Regions from separate parts of the Homo sapiens genome. Here region 2 is linked to region 1. Evidence: chromatin loops called from intact Hi-C (ENCODE). Cell type or tissue: CD4-positive, alpha-beta T cell. All regions are shown on one strand. Each heading gives the region's core, and the rest is flanking DNA. Links, peaks and the distances in the headings are about the cores only.

What was found. Peaks named below come from ENCODE experiments on the same cell type or tissue, not always from the same donor. Only the 100,000 strongest peaks of a DNase experiment are listed, where the experiment ranks them.
Region 2: it touches region 1 in a loop (13-fold over the local background); 10 of 110 quality-filtered maps call a loop at or near these places.

What each region holds. Positions count from the first base shown.
Region 1 is chr14:64,298,767-64,307,100 of GRCh38, reverse strand. It overlaps a transcript of ESR2 not described here. Among named protein-coding and RNA genes, the nearest start is that of ESR2, 8.6 kb to the right of the region's middle. In CD4-positive, alpha-beta T cell, for the core only: CTCF peaks have their summits at 3,254 and 3,460 (motif pointing right); a DNase peak (open chromatin) is centred at 3,460.
Region 2 is chr14:63,385,176-63,393,509 of GRCh38, reverse strand. It overlaps PPP2R5E (protein phosphatase 2 regulatory subunit B'epsilon), which reads left to right. Exons shown (of 14, transcript NM_006246.5): 9 at 1,485-1,538; 10 at 1,643-1,693; 11 at 3,779-3,898. Among named protein-coding and RNA genes, the nearest start is that of GPHB5, 70 kb to the right of the region's middle. In CD4-positive, alpha-beta T cell, for the core only: CTCF peaks have their summits at 4,291 and 4,491 (motif pointing left); a DNase peak (open chromatin) is centred at 4,509.

The sequences.
Region 1 (8,334 bases), core at 215-8,214:
TACAGCTATTAAAATAATAATTAGAGAATATTATGAAAAACTTTTTAACAAAAAATTCAACATATATAAAATGGACAAACCCCTTGAAAAAAACCAAATTACCAAAAATTGTACAAGAAGAGCTGACCTGAGTAGTCCTATATCTATTTTTTAAAATTGAATTTGTAGTTTAAAACCTTCCTACAAGGAAAACTCCAAGCCCAGATGGCTTCAGTGGTGAATTATACCAAATGATTAAGGAGAAATAACAGCAGTTCTCTACCACCTCTTTCAGAAAATGGAAGCCAATGGAATACTTCCCAATTCATCCTAGGATAACAGCATTACCCTGATACCAAAACCTGACAAAGACATTCTTAGAAAACTACAGATCAGTAGTCTTCAGGAACACAGGTGCAAAAATTCTCAAGGAAATTTTAGCAAATCTAACCTAACAATATGTAAAAAGGACAATGCATTAAGACCAACCGGAGTTTATTTCAGGCATATAAGTCTTCATTTCAAAGCCCAATCAATATAATTCACTACATTAACATAAAATTAAACCATATGATTACCCCAACAGATCCACCAAAAGTGTTTGACAAAATCTAACATCCGTTCCTAATAAAAACTCAGCAAACTAGGTATAGGGGCCCTTTGTTTGTCTTTTTCTGGTTTCCAAGTCCTTGAAACAAAATCCAACTATGTCCAAATGCCATGAAGGTTTGTGTTGCTGCTGATGTCAGAGATAAACATTACTTTTAAGGACAGGACGGAGTGGAGTAGCAGAAGCATTTAGATGAGAAAAAAGACAAATTAACTTGTTTAATTCTTCTTAAGAGCCAAAATGCAGGTGTTTCTTGCACAATGTAGTATTCTTTTTCTTTTTACTTTCTTTTTTTTTTTCTTTTTTTTTGAGATGGAGTTTCGCTCTTGTCACCCAGGCTGGAGTGCAATGGCGGATCTCAGCTCACTTCTGCCTCCCGGGTTCAAGTGATTCTCCTACCTCAGCCTCCCGAGTAGCTGGTATTACAGGCATGCGCCACCATGCCCAGCTAATTTTTGTATTTTTACTAGGGACGGGGTTTCACCATGTTGGTCAGGATGATCTCAATCTCTTGACCTTGTGATCCGCCTGCCTCGGCCTCCCAAAGTGCTGGGATTACAGGCGTGAGCCACCGTGCCCGGCCTATTTTTCTGTAGTCCCATTTTCTTGCTTCAGAGTTATTCAGGAGTTAGCACGGTACTACAATTGCTATGCACAGAAGCTGAGGAACATTTGGTAGTGTTAAATACCTAACATTGACTTAAATCTGTACATAGGTAGTTCTAGATATACTATGCTTCTTTACTGCATCAACCAGATGGACATTAAATGGTAGAATTATGACTAATTTGTATAAAGCATTTTATATAGTATATATATTTTATTTATTTATTTATTTATTGAGACAGAGTCTCGCTGTGTTGCCCAGGCTGGAGTGCAGTGGTGCGATCTTGGCTCACTGCAAGCTCCGCTGCCCTGGTTCACACCATTCTCCTGCCTCAGCCTCCCAAGTAGCTGAGACTACAGGTGTCCGCTACCACGCCCGCCTAATTTTTTTGTATTTTTAGTAGAGATGGGGTTTCACTGTGTTAGCCAGGATGGTCTCGATCTCCTGACCTCGTGATCCGCCCGCCTTGGCCTCCCAAAGTGCTGGGATTACAGGCGTGAGCCACTGCGCCCGGCCTAGTATAATAATTTTTAAAATTAGCTTTAAATATTTTTGAGTTAAAATCTTGATATTTTAAAATGTTGCCTATTAATTAATTTTTTTTTTTTTTTTTTGAGACGGAGTCTCGCTCTGTCGCCCAGGCTGGAGTGCAGTGGCACGATCTCGGCTCAGTGCAAGCTCTGCCTCCTGGGTTCACGCCATTCTCCTGCCTCAGCCTCCAGAGTAGCTGGGACTACAGGCGCCCGCCACCACGCCCGGCTAATTTTTTTGTATTTTTAGTAGAGACGGGGTTTCACCGTGTTAGCCAGGTTGGTCTCGATCTCCTGACCTTGTGATCCACCCACCTCAGCCTCCCAAAGAGCTGGGATTACAGGCGTGAGCCACCACGCCTGGCCGCCTATTAATTTTTATAAGCAGTTTGCTTTTAATATTTTAGAAGAAAATAGCTCTTTGAATACATTTAAAACCAGTTTTAACTTTTTAAATTTTAATACTTTATTTATTTATTTATTGTTTGTTTGTTTGTTTGACAGAATGTCTCGCTCTGTTGCCCAGGCTAGAGTGCAGTGGAACAATCACAGCTCACTGCAGCCTCAAACTCCTGGGCTCAAGCCATCCTCCCACCTCAGCCTCCCAAGTAGCTAGGACTAGAGGCATGAGTCACCACACCCAGCTAATTTTTAAAAGATTTTTTTTTTGCAGAGACATGGTCTCACTATGTTGCCCAGGCTGATCTCAAACTCCTGACTTCAAGTGATCCTCCTGCTTCAGCCTCCCAAAGCGTTGGAGGTTACAGGCATCAGCTACTATGCGCAGGTTTTAATTTACTTTTGAATAAGTATGTGAAATTAAATAATTCAAACTTAAAGCTGTTGGAACTTTATTCTGAGCCTTGAGAGGTGTGTGGCTGTGCAGCCTGAGTCACATGGCATGCAGCTGCAACTTTTGCCTTGTTTTTCCTTTAGATAATTAAGAACAAACAGCACCAAAGACCCCCACAGATCATTACCCCTCCTTATAGAGTAATAAAGTATTCTTTCTTGGAATTTAGCAATCTGTAACCAATCAAATTGCTGTGGCATATGCACTAGTCTTGTATGAAAAGAGTCTTGCTCTGTCGCCCAGGCTGCAGGGCAGTGGCAGTCATAGCTCACTGCAGCCTCGAACCTGCCGGGCTCAGGTGATCCTCCCACCTCAGCCCTCTGAGTAGCTAGGACTACAGGCATGCACCACTGTGCCCAGCTAAATGTATTTTTTGTAGAGATGGAGTTTTGCCATGTTGCTCAGCCTGTTTTTGAACTGGGCTCAAGCAATCCTCCCATCTCAGCCTTCCAAAGTGCTGGGATTACAGGCGTGAGCCACCATGCCCGGCCAAAACCAACTAATATTAACAGTATTTTGTGTGTCTCTCTAAATATATCCTATGTGAATGTATGTATGTATTCTTTCTTTTGCCTTTATAAACAAATGATAGTATATTTTTCATAACGTTCTGCACTCTGATTTTCTTCTCAATGTATCTTGGCAGTCTTTCTCAGTATATAGTGACTTTTCTCATTTTTTTATCTTTATACCTCAATATCTGGCACATAGTAAGCAAATCATAAATGCTGAGTGAATGAAATATTAAATGAATAAAAAGGAAATTTTTGTGCTGCTATTGGAAATTAGCTCTCTATATATTTCAACATGTTACACATATACAATGATCTAAAAACTTGTCTTACTCTTTCCTATCCACTAGAGGGAGACATCAACCTGTTGTGGAAAAGAATGATCACTTAAAGTCTTTAGAAATTCTGAACCAACTCTCTAGCAGGTGATCCTTGTTAGAATTTGAGCCCTTAACGCTATCCAGGACTGGAGGTTGAAGGGACGATAGAGGGAGCAGGAGGAGAATGCACATGGATTAAGGAGCGAGAACACAGGTGAACTTCAGCTTTTTTGCTAACAGTCAGACAAACTACTGACCCTGACTCAGTGATGTGCTAGTAAACCAGCTCTTTAAAAAAAAAAAAAAAGCCCTAGATTGCTGATTTGTATGTAATGTTTATGAATTTCAGTAGAGAAAAAGACAATATTCAAACTGAGCCATGCACCCAAAACAAGAGAACAGCCAAGAAGTGTTCACTTCTATCAGTGCCCTGGGTTGTTTGAAAAAAGAAGCCGACCTGAGCACCTGTGAGCTCCCTTCTGGCGAGGAGAAATCTGGAGTGTAGTTATTCCACCATGGCCAAATTCAAGCCACTCGGGGTTTAATCACCGAATTGCAAATTCCTTGAACATTTAACAGTAGGCTCTCTTGGCTGGGCGCGGTGGCTCATGCCTGTAATCCCAGCAATTTGGGAGGCCATGGCAGGAGGATTACCTGAGGTCGGGAGTTGGAGACCAGCCTGGCCAACATAGTGAAACCCCATTTCTACTAAAAATACAAAAAATTAGCTGGGCGTGGTGGCAGGTGCCTGTGGTCCCAGCTACTCGGGAGGCTGAGGCAGGAGAATCGCTTGAACCCAGGAGGCGGAGGTTGCAGTGAGCCGAGATTGTGCCACTGCACTCCAGCCTGGGCGACAACAGTGAAACTCCATCTCAAAAAAACAAAACAACAATAACAACAACAGTAGGCTCTCTTGAGCCAGCCTGAGCAGGCTCTTGCATGCTGCTGAAGCTTGTCGGGTCTTAGTTACTTTTCCTGTAAAGTGGGGATGATAAATCTGCTCATTATGTAGATTCTATTACATAGAGGACACATAAGTTCTTTGAATGCTTAAAGCAATGTTTCCTAAACTTCTTTGGTCATGAAATCACCCAGTGGCTTGTGTAAAATAAACATTCCCAGGACCTGCCCTAGAGCACCTGGGTTAGAACATTTTGGGGGAGGGGGCTGGGAATCTGTATTTTAAATAAGCAACCCAGGTGAGGCCGGGCGCGGTGCCTCACACCTGTAATCCCAGCACTTTGGGAGGCCGAGGCGGGTGGATCACGAGATCAAGAGATTGAGACCATCCTGGCTAACACGGTGAAATTCCATCTCTACTAAAAATACAAAAAAATTAGCCGGGCATGGTGGCAGGAGCCTGTAGTCCCAGCTATTTGGGAGGCCGAGGCAGGAGAATGGCATGAACCCGGGAGACAGAGCTTGCAGTGAGCCGAGATTGCGCCACTGCACTCCAGCCTGGGCGACAGAGCGAGACTGTCTCAAAAAATAAATAAATAAATAAATAAATAAATAAATAAATAAATAAAAATAAAAAATAAAAAAGTGACCCAGGTGACTCTTATGACCCTGTGAAATGGGAGAAACACTGCTGCAAATTACTCTTATAATTGGGTCAGGTGTCAGGGGTCTTTCTCTAACTTCACAATTGGGCCTGCTTGAAGAGATGTGTGCAGAGTTCCACAACACACTCCAGGCAGGCATTTAATCCGTTCACTGTCTTCTCTACCCTCAGAGCCCAAACTTCCCAAAGAGGAAAACCTGCTCCTTGCCATCTCTTAGGCCAAGGCTTCTGTACACCTGGGAAGTCCTTCAATCTGAGGATCTCTGGGTTGTTTTCAAGCTACTATTTATTGAGAATTTACAAAGTGTCAGGCACGTTACAGCAATTTGTCATTTCTATGAAATAGCTTCTTGTGCTATTCCCATTTTACAGAGAAAAATCAAAGAAGTTGGGAAAATGTCGAAGGGCACACAACTAGGAAGTGTTTGTGCTGAAAACCCACCCTAGGCCCAAGCCTTGGAACTCCAAGCCTGGGTTCCATCCCTGCACTGGGCAATTCTGATCTATGTGCGCTAGTTTCCTTGTGTTCTCTGTTCTCTCCGTAGAAATCCTGGGCTCTCTTCTCCCAGCCACAAGGTTAGGTTGAAAAACAGAGCAGATGGAGGTAGTTTGTAGCCTACAGGTGCCCTGAATGAAGCTTCCACAGTGCTAAAGTGGAAGAACGAGGGACTCCAAGGGAAGGATTCAAGGCTGGGCCCATGCACCTGTGTAATTCAGAAGAGACCCCAGAGGAGATCAGCGCCCTCTAATTAGCCCTGGTAAGGAGCTCTGGGAGTTACTGTAACTCTCTCAGAAGAACCCAAACATGCGGGAACGTGACTTCTTACCTTCTGAAAGTCCACAAAATTCCTGATTGCCACCATTAATTTGTCACTTATCATTTGCAACAGGCATTGTAGGTTGTCTTATGCATTTGTCTTCTCCCTTCAGCTAGTGTATAAAGTCTTAGGGAGACCAGCAGTTCAGAGAGAATGGGCTTTGGTGTGAAACAGATCTGGTTTGAACCCTCTGCTACTTACTAGCTGTTGGGCAAGTTCCTTAAATTCTCTGAGTCTTAATCTTCTCATCTGTAAAATGGAGACATAAGGAGTACCCACCTCATTGGATTGTTTTAAGGATAAAATTAAATAGTGCAGGCAAAGGATTTACAAGCAACTGCTGAATGAATGGTAGTTATAGCCTCCTCCTCATCATCTGTGAGCAAACACCCTCATATTTCCTTGTGTCTCAGGTAGACACTTAAGGTATTGCAAGCATTAAGGGAGCATTGTCACAAAGAGATAAATGCATGAGGGCAAGATGCAGTCTCAAAGAAGAGTGTTTTATGAAAGAATAAATGTAATGCTGAGTGTCAGAAAAAAATTTTTTTTTTTAAAGATGAGGTATCTATCACCCAGGCTGAAGTGCAGTGGTGTGATCTTAGCTCACTGAAGCCTCAACCTCCCAGGCTCAAGTGATCCTCCAGCCTCAGCCTCCCGAGTAGCTGGGACTACAGGTGCCACCACACCTGGTTAATTGTTGTATTTTTTGTAGAGATGGGTTTTCGCCATGTTGTCCAGGCTGGTCTTGAACTCCTGGGCTCGAGCGATCCTCTCATCTTGGCCTCCCAAAGTGCTGGGATTGCAGGCATGAGCCACCACACCCAGCCTGTCAGAAAAATTTTAAGGTGAAAATAACTAAAGAAGTTGTTAAGAATTTTCTCCCTTGAGTGGTATTTTAGACTGAGATGAGGGAGGGTAGAGGTAGGATGAGAAGGAAGGGATGGGGTCCGGTTGAAAGGCCTGTGAGATAGTAGCAGTGCAATATGGCAGATGTTGACAGCCTCAGTGCTAGGAACACAGAAACTGAATCTCTTGCAAGGAGGCAGGTGTGCATCTGTATGGAAGTCAGATGACCTGTGTTCCTATGAGTGCAAATCTGGAAAACACCCTCAAGTTTCCTTGTCAGCAAATTGGTGATAAAATCAACATTGTAGGGTTGGTGTGAACATGCAGCATGATGTGGCCATGCAAGTTCTTTGTTAACTAGAAGCCAGTGTCATGCCAGGACAGCAGTCCTCCTAGTAAGCTGTGGCTGGTGGCGTGGTAGAATACGTGGAGCAGGCTGAGGAAGCACTTGACTTGACTATGAGCAGAACCATTAAGAAGCTAGTTAGCTAAACTGCCTGGACAGTAGAAAAATAATATGTGAGAATGTAAAAGGAAGAGAAACAATGTGAGGGGAGAGGAGAATGCAGAGATCCTGGCCCATGGAACAGCATTGGTGATCCTTAAGTAGCTGCATGAACTACTTGGAGAAGTTCATTTTCTGTTTATAATTCCCAGCAAAGGAGAGGACTGAATAAGAGAGAAGAAAACGATTCCTTTCTCTGGTTAGGTTCATCAGATCAAACGGTGACATATGTGAAAGAAGCACGCTCTGTGCACAAAAAATCAAGTCTGTATTTTTATAAAAGCCATTTCTGGGCTGGGCGCGGTGGCTGACGCCTGTAATCCCAGCACTTTGGGAGGCGGAGGCGGGTGGATCAGGAGGCCAGGAGATCGAGACCATCCTGGCTACCACGGTGAAACCCTGTCTCTACTAAAAAAATACAAAAAAATTAGCCGGGTGTGGTGGTGGGTGCCTGTAGTCTCAGCTACTTGGGGGGCTGAGGCGGAAGATTGTGCCACTGCACTCTAGCCTGGGCGACAGAGCGAGACTCCGTCTCAAAAAAAAAAAAAAAAAAAGCTATTTCTGTAATGAGCATCACTGGAGAGTTAGTTGCTATGGGTCTAAAGGACAATATGAGGCAGTTATAGTAACTTTCCATGATATGAACAAAGAAATTGAAAATGTTAGATACATTTACAAGAAGATGTAGAAAAAACTTTAGTCAAAATTTTTGAAATATTTTTTGAAATATTAAACTATGAAATCAGACAGTCTTATCTATGGTCTCAAGCCATGTCTGTCTGTACCTTTTTTTTTTTTATCTCATTTCAGGGAATATTACACTGGCTGACTTATTAATATCTTCTGAGCCAGAAAATGTAAGGAAGCTGCATTTTCAGAATTGCATTTGAGTCATTTGTGAAATTGCATATTACAATTTGCCGCCATTTCTAACAGTCCTATAACTTTTTTTTTTTTTTTTCTTAACTGGGTGTTCACATTCATGCCAATGACCTCTAGGGGCTAGTTTCTCTTCTAGCTCAAGAGAATTGCTGCAGAGTTGGAAGTAAGGACAAAAATGTGTATGCTTCATGTTTGATTTCAAATGCATAGAAAATTAGAAACTTAAGGTATGCAAGGGATTTGTGTGGAATTTAAGTACCTTTGAGGGGCAGTGGACAGGACAAAAAGTTATTTTTTACCTGTTT
Region 2 (8,334 bases), core at 44-8,043, 910 kb after region 1:
GGTCTTCTGACCTCATGATCCGCCCACCTTGGCCTCCCAAAGTGCTGGGATTACAGAGGTGTGAGCCACGGCGCCGGGCCTATCGCCTTCATTCCCAAAGGAAAGAGACTTACTTAAGTTTAAAATACTCCCCGAGGGAAATAAAAATGTATGCATTTTTTTTCTATGCACAGTAGAATCATGGAAATATTTTTAAAGTGGGAGGAACCCTTGTTTGGTCATTTTATTTTACAGAGAACTTATATGACTTTCCCAAGTGCACACAATAACATACTGAACCTATTACATATAATAAAATGCACAGGAGCTTAGCAGATGTAGATCTTTGGACTATGTAATCATGTTTTAATGTTCTTGAATATTTTGTTCCATCCTACTTTGCGTTAGTCTATCAGTTGCCCTTTTTGCCTCCTGTTCTAGGTCACTCACCATGTCTTTATCACTTTCTACACACAAGCACTCTCACAAGTAAACAAATCAATCAGTATTTTCACATTTTTTTTTTCCTTTAAGCCTTCATCACTTTAAAAAGCATACCCTGTCTTGTCCCCATTCTAATTTTTGTGCTAACACTGCCTTGCATGGTCACCATGTCACTGGGGGTAGATAAGTTATTGGGTAGTATTTTAAATTTTGGATAGGAAGATTTTAAATACTGCCAGACTCTGACTCCCTCTTCCCCCCATTGGGAAGGTTTTGAGTTTGCATAAAAACGTGACACATTTTTCTAAGCACTGTTCCTCTTTAAATGTGAAATTCTCTATTTCGAGGAAAAATTAATCCATATGTTTCTAATTTAGAACACCATCAAAATGTTCTTTTGCGAGGGTGGTTTTCTTGTCCAAGAATCTTTACAAGCCCTTTTACAAATCTTGCCTTTGATTTTTGAAATGGGATATCATATTTCATGATTATTATTTTAAACAATCTTACTTAGATGTGTTAGTACCAGATGTAGAACTATTCTTACATTTCTCCAGGTTCTGACTGGCAGGTACAACCTTTTATCTCCTCGTGAAACTGCTTTAGTTTGCATGTGCCATTTCAGGCAATTGGCAAAGTTTTTATTAAGTGCTTACTTCCCATAGAGGACTCTTGTGGAACTACAGTAAAACTCAGTACTGTTGATATTAGCAAAGAGAGAAAGGAAGCCCCTGAGATGTAGCTCAAAGTGTATGTAGGTGAGATAATTCCACAATATGCTGAATGTGATGTCTCACCTCTGCTTTTCATTAGCTGCATATTTCATGTCCTAATACTCTTTTTTAAAGAAAAGTTCCCTGGAGCCTTGTTAATATTAGTCTTTGGCTTGAAAAAGTAGTTTCTTATTTTACTTTATATAGATTTTATGATAATTAAAATGAATTGAATGTGAAGTTATTAAAAGCAGTCTGGAAACCTTTTAGGAAGTTTTAATAGTGTATCTTTTGAGCCCTTACTGTATAGAATTTAAAATTTTGCCTTTTATTTTATTTTTTACTCAGCTGGCATATTGTATAGTACAGTTTCTGGAGAAAGATCCTTCACTCACAGAACCAGTAAGTCTTTTTTCCATAATTTCAAAAACTTAAGAAAAATTACCTTTCCCAGAAGTATATATGAAAAAGTTAAATGCCATTTGTTTTTCTCCTTTTCATTTTAGGTTATTAGGGGGTTAATGAAATTTTGGCCTAAAACATGTAGTCAAAAAGAGGTAAGTGCTTACTGTCAGAGAGTGTTCATAGCTTACTGAATATTTTGCTGAGTGCCAAGGATTGGGCTAAGCATGTATAAAACCGCATCATCAGGGCTGGGCGCAGTGGCTCATGCCTGTAATCCCAGCACTTTGGGAGGCCGAGGCGGGCAGATCACCTGAGGTCGGGAGTTCGAGACCAGCCTGACCAACATGGAGAAACCCTATCTCTACTAAAAATACAAAATTAGCCAGGCGTGGTGGCGCATGCCTGTAGTCCCAGCTACCCGGGAGGCTGAGGCAGGAGAATCGCTTGAACCCGGGAGGCAGAAGTTTGCAGTGAGCCGAGATGGTGCCATTGCACTCCAGCCTGGGCAACAAGAGTGAACTCTGTCTCAAAAACAAAACAAAACAAAACAAAACAAAACAAAACAAAGCAAAACTGCATCATCTCATTTAAACCTCATTGTAACTCTATAAGGCAGGGCTGTCAGAACTCTTGTTTTACTAGTTATGAAACTGTAGAGAGGTTAAATAGCCTGCCCCAGTACACTAAGTAAGTACAGATGATTAGGCCAGAACTCGCCTCCTTGACTCCTAAACCCTGTCTTTTTATTCACTGTGCTCTTCAGCCTCGCTAAGCCCAGGCCAGGCCCCAATCAGGTGTCCAGTTGTCTAGCTTTGTTGATGTTCCCTTCCGAGTGGCCCCCTTCATAATATGAAGGTTTTGCTGTCACTGTACATAGACGCTAGAGCAGCCTGCCCAAATACTCATTTTAAAGCATGGTATAGGTGGATCTTGCTGTGTCATCTTAGAATAGACAACAGACCTTTAGTTTCAGCCATTCACAAATGACCCTGGGGGGTTCAGGCCTACAATCATTTGTACCTTTGCTGAGAATTCACCAGGCATGTGCTACTTTGTGAGGTTGTTATGGGGTAGTGCATGAGTTTCTTAGCTGGAGTTGAGCCTAACTGAGCACCAGATCTGCAGCCATTCTTCTGGAAGGTTAGCAACCATGTGGAAAATGGCTCAGAAAAAAAGATCAGCTGTTAGTTTTATATTTGGTTAAAACTTTGGGAGAAATTCCATATACATATTAACAAATGGCAAGGGTCTACTATATTTTACTTTTAGCAGAAACGCCTTCCTTCTCAAATCAGCTTCAATTCTCCAAACTCTATTTTAATTTCAGAAAGTCATTTAATTTCTTAAAATCTGTTAGATAAAATTGAACTGTGCATTGCTACCCAGATACATCTCAAAATATGAAGGCATTGTTATTTTTCATATTTTGATTGCTCACTTTATTTTTTCAAAGTAATTATTTTTTCATAGCTAAATACGTAAACTGGTTTTTATTTATCTGTCATTTTCCCATTATATTTAAAACAATTGACTCTACTGCAGATTTGGCTCCATATTGTGATCTAAAAACTCTGTTTCTTGCGGCACCCGGTGCTGAGTTCACAAGATTCACTGTGCTTTGTAGAGAGCAAGCGTGTGTGTGTGTGTGTGTGTGTGTGTGTGTGTGTGTGTGTCGAGAATGCGTCAGTGCATGCTTATGGGTTTGAAGTGGCACCTGCATGTGAGTGAGTCTGCTCATTTGTGTTTCTTGAACTTTTTGTTGTATTAATGAGTGCGTTCTAGAGCATTGAGCATGTAGCAGGGGCTGTACGTATTTGGCAAATAACCACATTTGAACTTTTGCCTCTTCCATTTAGGAGGGCCACCTTCTCATTGTTTTTTTTAAAAAAAAAAGTGTTGTGGAAAGAGAGCTGGATTACTAATAATAGAGAGGAAGGCCCTACGGGGTCAGTTTTGCTTCTCAGGGGCCGGTGCAGTGTGTGAGTGTCCCTCGTTCTATGTAATATATATACCAAGTAGAGTATTTTTTCCAAGTACGTAGAATTTTTCCAAGTACCCTATGGTGAATTCTTTGTGGAACGAACATCTTCTAACATGGGATAATGACTGGTTCATGTATGTTTGGTTTTATGTGTAAATTTTTCTTAAAATAATCCAAACTCTCATTAATCCTCCTTGTTCTTATGGATTTTTTTTCATGATGTGCCTCACATCTTGTATTTTGCTTGTACTTACAGGTCATGTTCCTTGGGGAACTGGAAGAAATATTGGATGTGATTGAACCTTCACAATTTGTTAAAATCCAAGAACCTTTGTTTAAACAAATCGCCAAGTGTGTATCTAGCCCCCATTTTCAGGTTAGTAGTAAAGAGGACATGAGCCAGGGAGCATGAGTTATTTTGGTTAAATTTTATTTGTTTCAAAAGCAATGTAATGGACCCTAGCTACCTATTGTTTATTTGCTATCCCCTCACATGATGATAATTTTAATAGTGGCCAGCTTATCTTGAGCACTTGCTGCCTAACAGCCACAGTAATGGTGCTTTCTCTCCAGTAACTTTAATTCTCCTAACACCCTGCAAGGAGGGCATTATGTTTTTTTTTTAAAGACATACAGATGTGAACACTGAAGCTCAAAGTGGTCAAAAGTATTTCAGATAATTTCTAAATAAGTGGGCTGGTGAGGTTTCTCTAGTGTGTAAGAGAGAATGCTAAATAATGTTTAAGAGGAAAAGGAGAAAACCTAATATTCCTTACTATGCTAGATACTTTAGGTACATTATTTATAAATGTCCCATTATCCTCTGAAGCTTTTCTAGATGAAAAAAAAAAAAAAATGAGGCTTGGAGAACAATTTACTATAGGTCCCAAGTTAATAGAGAGTAGAGTCAAATTTTGATCTTTGGTGTAGCTGCTTGCTAAAGCCGGTGACCTTCCCATAGCACTGCTCTGCCTCCTCGTGGCCACTCGGGGCAACACTTTTCTTTCTTGGGGCCATGGCTGCAGTGCTGTGGAACCCACACAGGAGGGAAGAAGGGTAAACTGGGGGAGCACACGTTAGGTTTGATTCTTTGGCTGTCTCACCTAAGGCCCGTTTCATAAACCTAGACTGTGCCTATTGATTGGAAGAGATTGTTCAGACTGTGGTTCTTAGCGCAGAACCAGACCTCTAACGGTGTCATTTGATGGCGGACTTTTTCCCTAAGCTGTCAACTATGCTGTATAGTTAGAGACACTAGCTGCTGCTGTTGTTTTGATTTCTGACCAAAAGACATGTTAATATGTTAAAGCAGTGACTTTATGGCAGTCTAGCAGTTGTACCGCAAAGCAAGAAAAAAGAAGATAGAAATCATGACAAGCCTGAATAAAAATGGAAAAATTACAGAACAGTATATAGATATTTTGATACCACTCAGGGCCTTTAGTGCTCACACATCTGGATTGTTTACCTTATTTTTTTCAGTTTTCAGCAGGATGTTTGGCATTATGGAGGTCAAGGAACAAGTATTTTTTTAAAAATGAGCATCATCGGCTGGGCGCAGTGGCTCATGCCTGTGATCCCAGCACTTTGGGAGGCTGAGGCGGGTGGATCATGAGGTCAGGAGTTTGCGACCAGCCTGGCCACCATGGTGAAACCCTGTCTCTATTAAAAATACAAAAATTAGCTGGACGTGGTGGCGGGCGCCTGTAATCCCAACTACTCGGGAAGCTGAGGCAGGAGAATCGCTTGAAACTGGAAGGCAGAGATTGCAGTGAGCTGAGATCATGCCATTGTACTCCAGCCTGGGCAACAAGAGCGAAACTCCATCTAAAAAACAAAAAAAGAAAGAAAAAAGAAAGGAGAAAAAAAAAAAAAGAGCATCACCAGAAAGGCCTAAGCGTTACTCAGAAGCTTAGAAAAGAGAGGCCATGTCTTTGTCAGCTTGGGCTGCCATAACAAGACTGGCGACTTAAACGACATTTATTTTCTCACAGCCCTGGAGGCCAGAAGTTTGAGATCAGGATGACAGCATGGTTGGTTTCTGGTGAGATCCTGCTTTCTGGCATGCAGATGGCCTTCTTCTTGCTGTATGCTCACGTGGCCTTTCCTGGCATGTGCATACAGAGAGAGGCAATCTCACTCTCTTCCTCTTCTTATAAGGCCCCTGTATTATCTGGTTAGGACCCCACCCTTATGAGCTCATGTAACCTTAATTACCTCCTAAAAGTCTTGTGTCCAAATATAGTCACGTTGGGGATTAGGACTTCAACATATGAATTGTGGAGGGGACACAATTCAATTTGTCGAAGAAAGAAAAAAGGATTTTAAATTATTTGGCAGAAGTAAAATTGAGAACAAAGGGAAGAGGCTCTTATTTATTAAGTGTTCATTAATAAATGTTTGCTGGTTCATCCACAAACATTTATTAATGAATTTGCTGGTTCATCCATTTATTGAGTGGCCGCCTTATGTAGCCAGACACTTATCATTGCTTGCTTCAGGTATGGCATTAAGATCTGAGGTCTGCACGCTGGTGACACTGCCTCTGTGTGTGCAGAAGGACAGTGGATCCCAGGAAAGTAGTGGCTCTGTCCTGTTGTCAGACACAGTAATTTTTAACTTTGCATAAACAATACCTTTCCTCTTTAAGGGGCTGGATACATACTTTTATTAGTGGGTTTACATATTAAAATGGATATATAAGAGATTAAGGAAGTTGTTAGAGTTAAATGGCAGGTAAATATTGGATTCTGGAGGAATGTCCAAAGAGACCACGGGAGGATGCCAGTAAAGAAGGAGGCACCTAGGATTTTCCTCTAACCAGTTAGAATGTTCAGAACAGCCTCATTCTTACTCCTTTTTTTCTCCCTCTCCTTGCCTCCTGCTTTATCTGTGTCAGTTACGTCATTTGCTTTGATGATTCCCAAACACATTGTCCTCGTCCATGCCTCTGTCCTCCTTTCCTTAATGCCCTCTACCTGGAATGCCCTTTCCTTCATCCTTCGAAGCCGAGCTTAAATGCCACTTGCCTATGTTACATTTCTTTCTTCTTTTTTTTTTTTTTGAGATGGAGTCTTGCTGTGTTGCCCAGGCTGCAGTGCAGTGGTACAGTCACAGTTCACTGCAGCATCTGCCTCCCGGGTTCAAGCGATTCTTGTGCCTCAGCCTCCCGAGTAGCTGGGACCACAGGCATGCCCCACCATGCCCAGCTAATTTTTATGTTTTTAGTAGAGATGGGGGTTTTACCATGTTGGCCAGACTGGTCTCGAACTCCTGACCTCAAATGATCCACCCACCTTGGCCTCCCAAAGTGCTGAGATTACAGGCATGAGCCACCACACCCAGCCCCACCTATGTTACATTTCTGCCACCCTTCTGTTTCCCAAGTCATCTGGATTGTTGATTCTGCTCTTTTCCCCTCCTTCCCCTGACACTTTATTCATATATCTGATATAGCATCTGTCACAGTTTACATTGGATAGGCTTGTAGATGCCCCTTCTCCCACCAGTGTGCGAACTCTTTAGGGATAACAGAGTAAAGAGGTTAAGAATAGAGACTTTGGAATCTGCCACTTACTAGCCATGTGACCTTGAGCCAATGGCTTCTCTGAGTCTCAGATTCTTCATCCACAAAATAGAAAAGTAATGGTACCAACTCTGTTGGTTGTGAGGAAATGAGATATTATATATGTGGGACACTTAGCACAGTGCCTGGCATATAGTGAACATGCAGTAATGATTGTTTTCTTTGTACTCTCAGGGTCTGGTGCCTAATGAGTCTCAGGGTTTTGTTTTGTTTTTTGAACCAAGCTGAATAATGTAAATGGAAAAATTCTGTTTTCTCAGTGTCTTTCGGTAGATACATCTTATACCATTTTGTTCTCTTCTAAAACAGGGCTTCTTAATCTGTATAAATGAAGGAAGCCACCCCTTTTTCCCTTTTCCCCTGTAACTACCCTTTTTAGAGATTTTAGGTTTTGTTTTTGAGATGTTCTTTTGAATTCATGAAATCCAAGATGAGCCAATCAGGCCCAGCAGACCAAATTAGAGCCAGTTGATAGCATGGTGGGCAGAGAAAAGGGATCTAAGAGAGCAGAGAGGGTAGGTGCAGCCAGTGTCCCTGAGACCAGAAACTGAGCAGACATCTCCTGGCTTGCACAGGAAGGGACCAGAAACAAACTCTGGAAGAAGCCCTAGAAATGAGGCCCCAGTCTTTACCATATTGTCAGTGTAACCTTGCCTACATTACTCAGTCTCCCTGAGTCTCTGTGTCCTCACCTGTAAAATGAGCACAATGGTATCTCCTTCTGGGATGGTGGTAAGGATGATACATTCTACTTGCTGTGTAGGCACAGTGCCTGCCCATAGGAGGTACTTAGTAAATATTGGCCGCTCTACAGGGATGAGCAACTGTGGGTGTTCCTCAGTAGCTGTGACTGAATGCTAACCATATGCTGGGCCCTGGGTTCGATCTAAGTGTGTGTGATGAAAAACATAAGAAAGGGGACCAGTGAGATGTGCTAAAGTGATGTCAGGAAAGTGTGGAATCAGATGACATGGGCAGAATTAGAGAAGAATATAAATTAACAGGAAAACTTCTTTTCCTTCCCTGAGTCGATGAACCACTTGAACCACTCTGGACTTTTTTTTTGGTGGGAGGAGAAGACACGGTCTTGCTCTGTCACCCAAGCTGGAGTTCAGTGGCATGATCTCCACTCACTGCAACCTCCGCCTCCCAGGCTCAAGCAGTCCTCCCACCTCAGCCTCCCAAGTAGGTGGGACTATAGGCACATGCCACCAATCCCGGCTAAT